Linked DNA regions of Homo sapiens: region 2 is linked to region 1. The links are chromatin loops, found by intact Hi-C in ENCODE. Cell type or tissue: heart right ventricle. All regions are shown on one strand. Links, peaks and the distances in the headings refer to the core of each region. The heading gives the core; the rest is flanking DNA. Region 1 holds the start of EP300-AS1 (EP300 antisense RNA 1). Region 2 overlaps RANGAP1 (Ran GTPase activating protein 1).

Evidence for each region. A loop is a pair of places that touch in the nucleus more often than their neighbours do. Peaks named below come from ENCODE experiments on the same cell type or tissue, not always from the same donor. Only the 100,000 strongest peaks of a DNase experiment are listed, where the experiment ranks them.
Region 2: a loop joins it to region 1, with 6 times the contacts of the local background. A loop is called at or near these places in 3 of 110 quality-filtered maps.

The regions. Positions count from the first base shown.
Region 1 is chr22:41,194,738-41,200,105 of GRCh38, forward strand. It overlaps EP300-AS1 (EP300 antisense RNA 1), which reads right to left and starts at 2,764. Exons shown (of 3, transcript NR_110514.1): 1 at 2,537-2,764; 2 at 745-784. RefSeq lists enhancers at 2,424-2,923, 3,078-3,207, 3,218-3,287 and a silencer at 2,618-2,887. In heart right ventricle, for the core only: a CTCF peak has its summit at 2,894; DNase peaks (open chromatin) are centred at 2,199 and 2,864; H3K4me3 peaks cover 1,991 bases.
Region 2 is chr22:41,258,139-41,263,506 of GRCh38, forward strand. RANGAP1 (Ran GTPase activating protein 1) reads right to left here. Exons shown (of 16, transcript NM_002883.4): 6 at 3,308-3,442. Among named protein-coding and RNA genes, the nearest start is that of MIR6889, 7.8 kb to the left of the region's middle. RefSeq lists an enhancer at 1-413. In heart right ventricle, for the core only: no CTCF peak of the experiment used is centred there; DNase peaks (open chromatin) are centred at 2,305 and 2,953; H3K27ac peaks cover 2,616 bases.

The DNA.
Region 1 (5,368 bases), core at 283-5,282:
TGAAACCCTCAAAATAAATAAACAAACAAATAACTTCTGTCTTTCAAGTTTGTTGGGAGGATAAACAAGCTATAGGATAAGTGAAAAACACTTAGCCCCAGCACCTGACACATATCATAGGCAAAAGGGTAACAGCCGGCTTCTCTTCCCTTTCACAGTCCTATGGGGATTTTAAAAAAATAGCATCTCTTGGTATACTGTCAGTGTTTGTGGTGATGGACTACCACCTGTGTAGACCTCTCAGCATGTATTAATAAATACATTCCTCAAAAACGGACATTTGGGAGCCGGGCATGGTGGCTCACGCCTGTAATCCCAGCACTTTAGGAGGCCGAGGTGAGCAGATCACCTGAGGTCAGGAGTTCAAGACCAGCCTGGCCAACATGGTGAAACCTTGTCTCTACTAAAATACAAAAAATTAGTCTGGTGTGGTGGCGGGCGCCTGTAACTCCAGCTACGCAGGAGGCTGAGACAGGAGAATCACTTGAACCTGGGAGGCACAGTTTGCAGTGAGCTGAGATTGTGCCACCACACTTCAGCCTGGCTGACAGAGTGAATGAGACTCCGTATCTCACACACACACACACACACACACACACACACACACACACACACACATGCATTTGATAAGCACTTGCCAATTAACCTTATACATCCAGAAATAACATCACCAAATTAACTACCATTATTCTAAACATAAACAATTTTGGGTCTTTTAACTGATACTTCAAAATCCCTACTTACTTTTCTCATATTCCTTCCAATAATTTGTTAGGAGGTGGACCTGTCAATAGGAAGGACAAAAAATTATTATCACCAATACTCTCAAAGTAATCGTCACTTTGGGTAGAAACCCCAGTACACTCGGGGAATTTTCAGAATTCAATCAAGCCCATCCAACTGTCTCCAAGTTTTGACACTGCCTAAAGGACTCCTCACAGTTGGTTTAGCCCAACCCAGTAAGAAACATTTAACAAATAATTAAAAGTGCTGTGCCAGGGTGGTTGTGTTGCCGAGATACGGTTGTTGGTAGCTGGGGAGTGGCAGGCAGATCCAGCCAAGAATTGTGCCCTAAGCCAGGAGCTCTGATGATGAAATCACAGGATGTTTGAGTTTGGGGCTTGATGGTCATCCCAGGTGGTTTCCTATCGTGGAAAACATTTGATGTATAAGAGTAAGGCTCAGCCAGGCGCGGTGGCTCATGCCTGTAATCCCAGCACTTTGAGAGGCCGTGGAAGGCGGATCACCTGAGGTTGGGAGTTCAAGGCCAGCCTGACCAACACGGAGAAACCCCGTCTCTACTAAAAAAAAAAAAAAAAAAAAAAAGGCCGGGCGTGGTGGCTCATGCCTGTAATCCCAGCTACTTGAGAGGCTGAGGCACGAGAATCGTTTGAACTCGGGAGGCGGAGGTTGCAGTGAGCTGAGATTGCACCATTGCACTCCAGCCTGGGCAACAAGAGCATAACTCTGTCTCAAAAAAAAAAAAAAAGAGTAAGGCTCCACTGGGTGCGGTGGCTAACACCTGTAATCCCAACACTTTGGGAGGCCGAGGTGGGGAGATCACTTGAGGTCAGGAGTTCAAGACCAGCCTGGCCAACATGGTGAAACCCCCGTCTCTATTAAAAACACAAAAAGCAGCTGGGTGTGGTGGCTGGCGCCTGTAGTCCCAGCTACTTGGGAGGCTGAGGCAAGGAGAATTGCTTGAACCTGGGAGGCAGAGGTTTCACTGAGCCGAGATGGCGCCATTGCACTCCGGCCCTGGGCGACAGAGTGAGACTCCGTCTCAAAAAAAAAAAAAAAAAAAAAGAGTAAGGCTCTATTGCTACTCCCTGATTTAATAAACGTCTCTGGGACAAAATTTCTTCATCTGTAAAAAAGGTAAATAAAAAAAACGCTTACTTGGCAAGTTCATTGTGACGAATTATCTACGACACCGGAATGGAAAGTGCTTTACAGATTGCAAAGCACTCCTTACACATGAGTAATTAGTGTTCACAGGTCCAGCCACTTTTGGGGAGGAGGAAAGTGTGGTCTTTTAGAGACCAAACGTCTTTCTAAAGTCCTGACAGCCAACGAAGGGCTCGGTGATCTCTGCGCTTCAAACTCTGCCCAATTCTCAAAGCCTGGTTTAAGTACACTTTTCCCTCAGCCTAAGGGAGTGGCCCAAGGGCAAACCGTCCCGGGTTCGTGTCCCACCTCTGCCTCAAAGATTACACCCTCTTAGGACAGGTGCGTGTCCCTGGTGGCCTGGGCTGCCAGCTCGGGAAGGAGGAGGTGGCAACCGCACCCGGGCGGCCGAGTGCTTAATAATGGCAGTTGCCCTGCCAGCCCGGTCACCTGTCACTCCCTCCTCCGACTTCTCCCGCACCGCGGCCGCAATCCAGCCCGGACACTCTGAGGGCTCTCTCTGAGCTGGGCACGGTCCTCGCTGCTCGGCCGAGTGCAGCCCCCTCACCTCAGTGCGACTGAGACAAAGCAAGGGTCCCACCGGCCCCTGTCCCCTCCCTAAGGCGCGCCCTCAGGGCGGGAGACCCACCTCAGCCAGCCCCCCAGCTCAGTGGTCCAGAGGCTCGGGTCCCGCGCTGACGCCCAGCGCCTCCCTCCTCCACAGCCGTCACTGACCGCTCGCTCGCCTCTAGCCTGGACCCCGCTGTCCAGCAGTCCCGGCTGGCCCGCGCCGCGCTCCTCCCGCTCTGGCAGTCCTGGCACTGGTAGGACGCCCGCAGCCTTCCACCCTAGAGGGCGCCGGGCGGGCACGCGCTGGGGGCGACGGGGGTGGGGCGGGGGAGGCGGGGCGACGCAGCGCGGGGCGGCCGGCGGTTGGTGCTCGCAGCCCGCGCGCCCGCCTTCCCGGCCACGTGACCTTTGGGCCCCGCCCAGATCGGGAGTTCCGCGCGGACTCTTGGTGCGACCCCGTCCCACTGAGCGCTCGGGTCGGGACCTTCCCGGTGTCCCTGTGGGGCAGAGTCCCGTTGTGCAGAAGAGGCGAGCTGAGGCACGGTGGCAGGCGGGGCGTCCAAGCAGTTAGCGCCGCGCCTGGCCGCTCGTCCGCGCGGGAAAGCGTTGTCTCCCTTCCTTCGGATGGAATTGGAACGGCAGCTCTCGTAGCGCCCGAACTGTGCGGTCCTTGATTTCACTGCTGTACCCACAGTGCGCAGAGCACAGGGGCACGCGGTACATTATTTGAATGAATAACTTTCTTATCCTGGCCTTTCTCTAACTCTCTCACTTCTACTTGGGTCACCCGCCCCCTCCCCAGGAGTCTTATAAAACAACCAGGGGAAGAGGAAACAGAAGTGGCTCATATGGGTAAAAGCCCTCGTCCTGCAAATCAGTGACACAAGGGAGTTAGTCCATCCAATGTACAGTTTTAAAAAGATTGCTACGTAGAAAAATAATAGGATAGGGTAAGAGGAGAACCCAGCTAGGAGCTTCAGTGGGATCCAGGGTGTTGATATGATGGTGGTCTGGATTTAAGTGATGGCAGTAGGGATAAAAAGAAGTAAAAATTCCAGCCTGGGCAACATAATGAGACCCTGTCTCTACAAAAAAAAAAAAAAAAAGTTTTTTTTTTTTTTTTAATTATCCGTGTGATTGTCACTCCTGTAGTCCCAGCTACTGGGGCGGGGTTTGGGGGTTGGCTGACGTGTGAGGCTCCACCAGGAGGTGGAGGCTGCAGTGAGTCGTGATCGTGCCACTGCACTCTAGCCTGGGCGACAGAGGGAGACCCAGTCTCAAAAAAATAAATAGAAGTAAAAAATATTTGAGGTAGCTTTTGGAGAATAAACGGGATTTGCTGATGGATTGAACAATAAGGGATGGAGAGGGAGAAATCAAGAGGAAATCACTGAATGGTTGGTAGTGCTATGTATTAAAATGCAAAAACTGCCGGGCGCGGTGGCTCACGCCTGTAATCCCAGCACTTTGGGAGGTCGAGGCAGGTGGATCACTAGGTCAGGAGTTCAAGACCAGCCTGGCCAACATGGTGAAACCCTGTCTCTAATAAAAATGCAGCAATTAGCCTGGCATGGTGGTGCACGTCTGTAGTCCCAGCTACTCGGGAGGCTGAGGGAGGAGAATCGCTTGAACTTGGGAAGCAGAGGTTTCAGTGAGCCAAGATCATGCCACTGCACTCTAGCTTGGGCGACAGTCAGTTTCAAAAATAAATAAATAAAATAAATAATAAGTGTGCAGTACTGGGCACAGTATATGGTAGTTATGATCATCCTATTAGACACTGGGATGGTAGCAACCGGTTGAGAAAAATAACCTTTATTAGTTGCTTAATCTTTTATTAATACTTTAGGGGCACAGCCATACATTTCACAGAGAATCTGCTAGTGACAAATCATCTTATTCATCAAATATTTATCTATTTATTTATTTGAGACGGAGTTTCGCTCTTTCTTGCCCAGGCTGGAGTGCAGTGGCGCAATCTCAGCTCACTGCGACCTGTGCCTCCTGGGTTCAAGCGATTCTCCTGTCTCAGCCTCCCAAGTAGCTGGAATTATAGGTGCCTGCTGCCACGCCCAGCTAATTTTTGTATTTTTAGTAGAGACGGCGTTTCACCATGTTAGCCAGGCAAGTCTCGAACTCCTGACCTCAGGTGATCTGCCCGCCTCGGCCTCCCAAAGTGCTGGGATTACAGGTGTGAGCCACTGCGCCTGGCCTCATCAAATATTTATTTAGTGCCTACCGTGCACCAGGCCCGGTGCTGGACTCTGGGAAAACACAGGTGAATTTCTGTCCTCACAGAGCTTCCTACCTCCTGCAGGGAGACAGTGAAGACTTATCAAACATCTAATTCCAACTGAGGAGGAATTTAGCAGGTGTTGTGATGGAGCCTAGGCAAGGGGGGAAAGGCCTGCTAGGTAGGGAACATACCTTTACTTGCAGGATAAGAAGGAGCTATTTCTGGGAAGGGAATTGTGGGGGAAGAGCATTTCAGGCAGAGACCCAGAATATAGAGACTGAGGTGGAGAAAAGTTCCAGTTAGCAGGAGAGCACAATGGAAAACCTTTGAAGGTTTTAAGCAGGCGAGTAAATTGATTTGATGTCTGTATTACATTTAGTGTCTGTGCGAAGAATGAACTGGAGGTGGATCAAGAGAAGAAGCAAGGGGGCCAGGTGCAGTGACTTGTGCCTGTAATCCCAGCACTTTGGGAGGACAAGGTGGGTGGATTGCTTGAGTCCAGGAGTTCAAGACCAGCTTGGGCAACATGGAGAAACCCCCTCTCTACAAAAAATACAAAAAATAGCCATGCCTGGAGGCGCACACCTGTGGTCCCCACTACTCAGGAGGCTGAGATGGGAGGATTACTTGACCCTGGGAGGTTGGGGCTGCAGTGAGCTGTGATTGTACCACTGC
Region 2 (5,368 bases), core at 320-5,319, 63 kb after region 1:
CCGAGTGCCAGGTGACATCCAGCAGGCAGGAGAGCAATTCCACACAGCAGGCACAGGAATGGGCTGCCGCCAGCACAGGGCAGGGGCCTGTCTGTGGGATTTTGGGGCATGGCTGCATCTAACTCTTTCCACAACCTCCTGAGGGAGGCCTACTGCCTGGGATAGGATCCCCACCAGAGAAAAGACTAGGGATCAAAGAGGCGAAGTGACTTGCCCAGGGTCACAGAGCTCTAGATCCAGCAGGTCGATTTCTTGTTCTCAGTCTGGTGTCCTCAGCACAGTGGGGACCCTGGCTGTGGTGGGCAGGCACTCATGCCCCTTCTCTGGATGACATAGCTCCATGTGACCTTTCTTTCTTAGGGGCCCTCCTAGCCCACCCACCTACACAACATAACCCCTTCGACATGGCGTCCTTCTCTAGGGATGAGGAGGGTGTTCCCTGGCCCATGCAGCCCTATCACAGCCTGGCCTTTTGATACCCATTCTCTCTGCCTCCTTATTTTCTTTTTCTTTTTTCTTTTTTTTTCCTTTTTTGAGACGGAGTCTCGTTCCGTCGCCCAGGCTGGAGTGTGATGGCATGATCTTGGCTCATCGCAACCTCTGCCTCCCAGGTTCAAGTGATTCTCCTGCCTCAGCCTCCTGAGTAGCTGAGATTACAGGCGTGCGCCACCACACCCGACTAATTTTGTATTTTTAGTAGAGATGGAGGTTTCACCATGTTGGCCAGGCTGGTCTTGAACTCCTGACCTCAGGCGATCCAGCTTCCTCGGCCTCTCAAAGTGCTGGGATTACAGACGTGAGATACCACACCCAGCCATTCAGCATTTTCTTGACAGGCTAACTCATATGAGTTCTAGGGCTCTTGTTTTGGTCACCTCCTCTCCCAGGAAGGCTTCCTGGATTCCCCCAGCCACGATCCAGTGTGCGTTCCTCTGTGCTCCCGGAGCACCTGGTCCCTCCTCTATCACGGTGGTCCTCATCCTGCCTACATTCAAAGCCTATATTCCGTCTGCATCCCATCGGCCCCTGAGCTTTGGAGGAGAGGGCCATGTCCCAGTCTCCACTGTGACCCAGGACTGAGGGTTGGCCTGGCTTAACTGTGCCAAGGAATCTTCTGCTGTCTTCAGGTGCTCAGTGCAGCACAGGGCAATGGGGGGAGCGGGTGGTCCACAAATAAATACAGGAAGGCCAACCTGGGCACACTCCAGGTCAGGCCTTCTTAGTATTTTCTGTGCCATGAACCCTTCAGGCAGTCTGGTGAAGCCCCTGGGTCCCCTCCTCAAAAAATGTTTTTTTAAAATTTTAAGATAAATTACACAGAATTACAAAGGAAATCAACTCAGTTGGAACAGTTATCAAAACATTTAGGAAAAAACTCCAAACGCATGCTGTAGTGATATACAAACTTCTTGTTAATGCACCAAATAACAAGATCTAGGGGTGGGTCCACTATTACTGTAATTTTGATGTAGTGAGAAATATTTCTATATATCAGCAGTAACTATAACTTCATATGAAATACCTGTGATTTCCACTGGGGATAAAGTCACAAGATTTTCTTTTTATTTTTTTAAAAATTTTAAGCTGGGCGCAGTGGCTTATGCCTATAATCCCAGCACTTTAGGAGGCCAAGGCGAGTGGATTACCTGAGGTCAGGAGTTTGAGACCAGCCTGGCTAACATGGTGAAACCCCATCTCTACTAAAATACAAAAATTAACTGGGTGGGCATGGTGGTGCACACCTGTAGTCCCAGCTAATCGGGAGGCTGAGGTGGGAGGATCACTTGAGCCTGGGAAGCTTCAACTGCAGTGGGCTGAGATTGCACCGTTGTACTCCAGCCTGGGCAACAGAGCGAGACCCTGCCTCAATAAAATTTTTTTTTTTTTTGGGTTCAGGGACTACATGTGCTTGTTTGTTATGTGGGTAGTCACAGGCCTTTCTAATGCTGTGAGGTTTATTGTCTACATTTATAATCAAAGGTCACACTACATATTTTAGCTACATTAGTAATAAATAATAATGTTATTTTTTCCTCATCCATGTTCACAGACCCCTGAATTCTATCCACATACTGGGGGGGATTAAGAACCCCCATTCTAAGCCCACCAGAGGACACCTATGAAGGCTCAACACAACCACAGCGCACCCCCTCCTCCCAGTGCACTGAGGACAGCAGGCTGACGGCAGGGAGGGATCCAAGGATGGCAGTGAGGCCCCCACCAGCTCCAGAGGAGGCAGCAGGAGCTCCCCTGCAGCCAGGGGTGCAGGGAGACACAAGGCAGATCTCTGCGATGTTCACTTGGCACTGAAGCAGGCAAAGGGTATCTACAGACAGCCTCGATGGGCAGCCAGGACATTCCGGCCCGTATGAGCAATGCTCCTAGGATACTGTTTGCTGAAGAAAACATTTAAATTAAGAGAAGAGGGGCCGGACGTGGTGGCTCACGCCTGTAATCCCAGCACTTTGGGAGGCCCAGGCGGGCAGATCACTTGAGGTCAGGAGTTCGAGACCACCTGGCCAACATGGTAAAACCCCGTCTCTAATAAAAATACAAAAATTAGCCGGGTGTGGTGGCGGGTGCCCGTAATTCCAGCTACTCGGGAGGCTGAGGCAGAACTGCTTGAACCTGGGAGGCGGAGACTGCAGTGAGCCAAGATCACGCACTGCACTCCAGCATGGGTGACAGAATGAGACTCTGCCTCAAAAAAAACAGGAAAGAGAGGAGGGAGACAGACCCCAAAGTTTTCAGTCCTGTTAGGGGCAAGTGTAGCCTTCTGCTGGCACTCACGATCGGGGACTCAGCAATGTCCTGCGGGGATGGGGAGAGGAGAGTGGAAGAGGAGTGGGGATAAGGTCACCTGAGAGCACGTCATTTGGCACCTGAGCCCTGCGGCTGCCCCTGCCTATCTCCCTGTCTTGGAGGTCTGGTATGTTCCTTCTCTGTGCCCCACACCAGTGGCTGGGCCAGGCTACTGTCAGCACTCGCACCATCTCACTTCACCACTTCTGAGCCTGGCAGATGACACTCCTTGGTCAGAGTGGCCTGCCTGGCCTGAAGCCCCATAGGGGCTGGCTCACCAGTGGGAGCCAGTCACACACCTTTCCGGAAAGTCACACACCTTTCCAGAAATGCACGACAGGAATTCTGGCTCATTTTCGGATGGGTTAACAGGCTTGGAGAGGGCACGTGACGCCCCAGGTCTCTTGGTTGAGTGCCAGCCCTGGGATTAGCATCCAGAACTGTCAGCCTACTATGCCGAGTGCACCTCAAGGCTGCAGGGGCAGGATGGACAGAAACCACTCACCCTAAAAGCTTCTGCCAAGGCAGTGGCGCCATCATTCTCCAGACGGTTTCTGCCAGCCACAAAGACCTTCAGGGCCAGAGGCTTGCCTTGGGCACTGGATTTCCGGTGACATTCGGTCAGAGCTGCAGCCAGGATCTGTGGGGAAAGGCAAGGGGCCCTGGTCATGGGCAGGAGCCCCTTCTCCCAGCGGGGTGGCCACTGCTGCTGAACTGCTCTTCAACATCCCACGCCACCCATCGGTGCAGGTCAGGGGACGCAGGACTGCTAACAGCTCAACAGTCACACCTTAAATATGTCCAGCACTTCAGTTACACAAGGTTTTTATCTCTAATGCTGTGTCACACCAGCCTGAGAGGTTTAGCTTCACTTTCGAGACGGGGAGACCAAGCCCTACTCAGGAAAGGGAGAGACCACATGGAGTGGATGAACTTTTAGCCAGGTCCAGGGGAAGGACTTCCTAGTCAGCTCACTTCACTGTCTAAGGCCCTCTGCTAGGTGGGAAAATCATGGCTCCCATTTTCCAGCTGAAGAAACTCAGGGTAAGAGGAACGGAAACTTTCTTATGGTCAATAAACAAGTGGTGGACTCTGGACCAAAGCCCAAATCTTCCAGCTTCTCTTCCACGTTCCACAATGTCCAAGGGAGCCAGCTGCCAAGTCCACGGTCCAGACGAACCTGTCTGACACCTGCCTGTGCCTAAAAGCTGGCCAGGCACAGCAGGAGCTTGCCTGCTGGTGGTAAAAACCTAACACCCAGCTTGCCCTGTCCCTGGTGTGGTGCCAGGAAGTAGCTTCTACCCTGGTTACACCATTAGGAAAAGCACTGAAAAACGGAGACTGACCGATGGGAATCAGAGCCCATGGTAAATGCGACATAAAAGAATCACGAGCGAGTGCACCGAGAGAAGTGATATTTGCAGAACACCTGATGTTTGCAGAGCACCTGCTAGGGCCTGGGCATCCTTGGCATATTTTCTTGTTTCAACCTCAACACCAGCCTGGGAGGCAGGCAGGATTGGCCGTACTTTACAGATGAGGAAGCTGAGGCTCTGAGAGATGAGTGAATTGGCCAAGGTCACCCGGTAAGTATTTAGCAAAGCCGCACATGGCGGGTGGGTTGGCCTAACTCCTGGCATGAGACTGCACACAGCCATCCTTGAGGAACAGAAGAGCCAGCACCTGCCTGACTCCACGGTGGTGATGGTGGATCACGCACACACGATCACGCACACACTCAGGGTAGAGACATCAAACTTCTGCCAAAGACCAGCCTCTGAGGAAGCTACTCAGCAGCAGCAGCCGACTGCTAGGTCACCCCCATTCTCCCAGATTCCCTGGAGGCCACGTGGTGATGGCCTTAGCTCCTGCAGGAGTCCAACTTGGGTATGGAGAGTTCTCAAGCACAGGGCCATGCCTCTTGCCCCACCAACTCCTCTGGGCCCTTCTATTCTCATGGTGCATGGCACAGAAACCACACTAAACACACTGCCCAGAAGAAAAAGATTCCAAAGGACCTGCAGGCCTTGGTTAGACACCCAGACCATGGCGTCTGAGCTCCCAAGAGGCATAGGTCAGCAAGGCCGAGACCCAGAGACCTAATCAAATCAGTGGTCAGGGAGGCACAGAGAACCATCAATCAAACTCCAGGGTAGGCCTGTCTGCCCAGGAGGCCCTCTGGTCCTGGGTCCAAAACTCATTCCCCAACTCACCCCATTACAAGTATAGGACAGGCCAGACAACTCCTGGCCAGTAGGAAAGCTCCCTGAGCCTCAGTTTCCAGGCACTGCTGGGCAGGAGAAGGGAAGTAATGGAAGGAAAACCGAAGCATTTTGCTAGAATAGAGTCTCTGGCTCTCCCAGCGTATGCCACTCACTCTAGGTTGGGCCACGCCTGCTTTCTGTGCTGACGCAAACGTTTTTATATGTTTCTGTTTGTTTGTTTGTTTGTTTGTTTTTTTGAGACGGAGTTTTGCTCTTGTTGCCCAGGCTGGAGTGCAGTGGCGCCATCTCGGCTCACTGCAACCTCCACCTCCCGGGTTCGAGCAATTCTCCTGCCTCAGCCT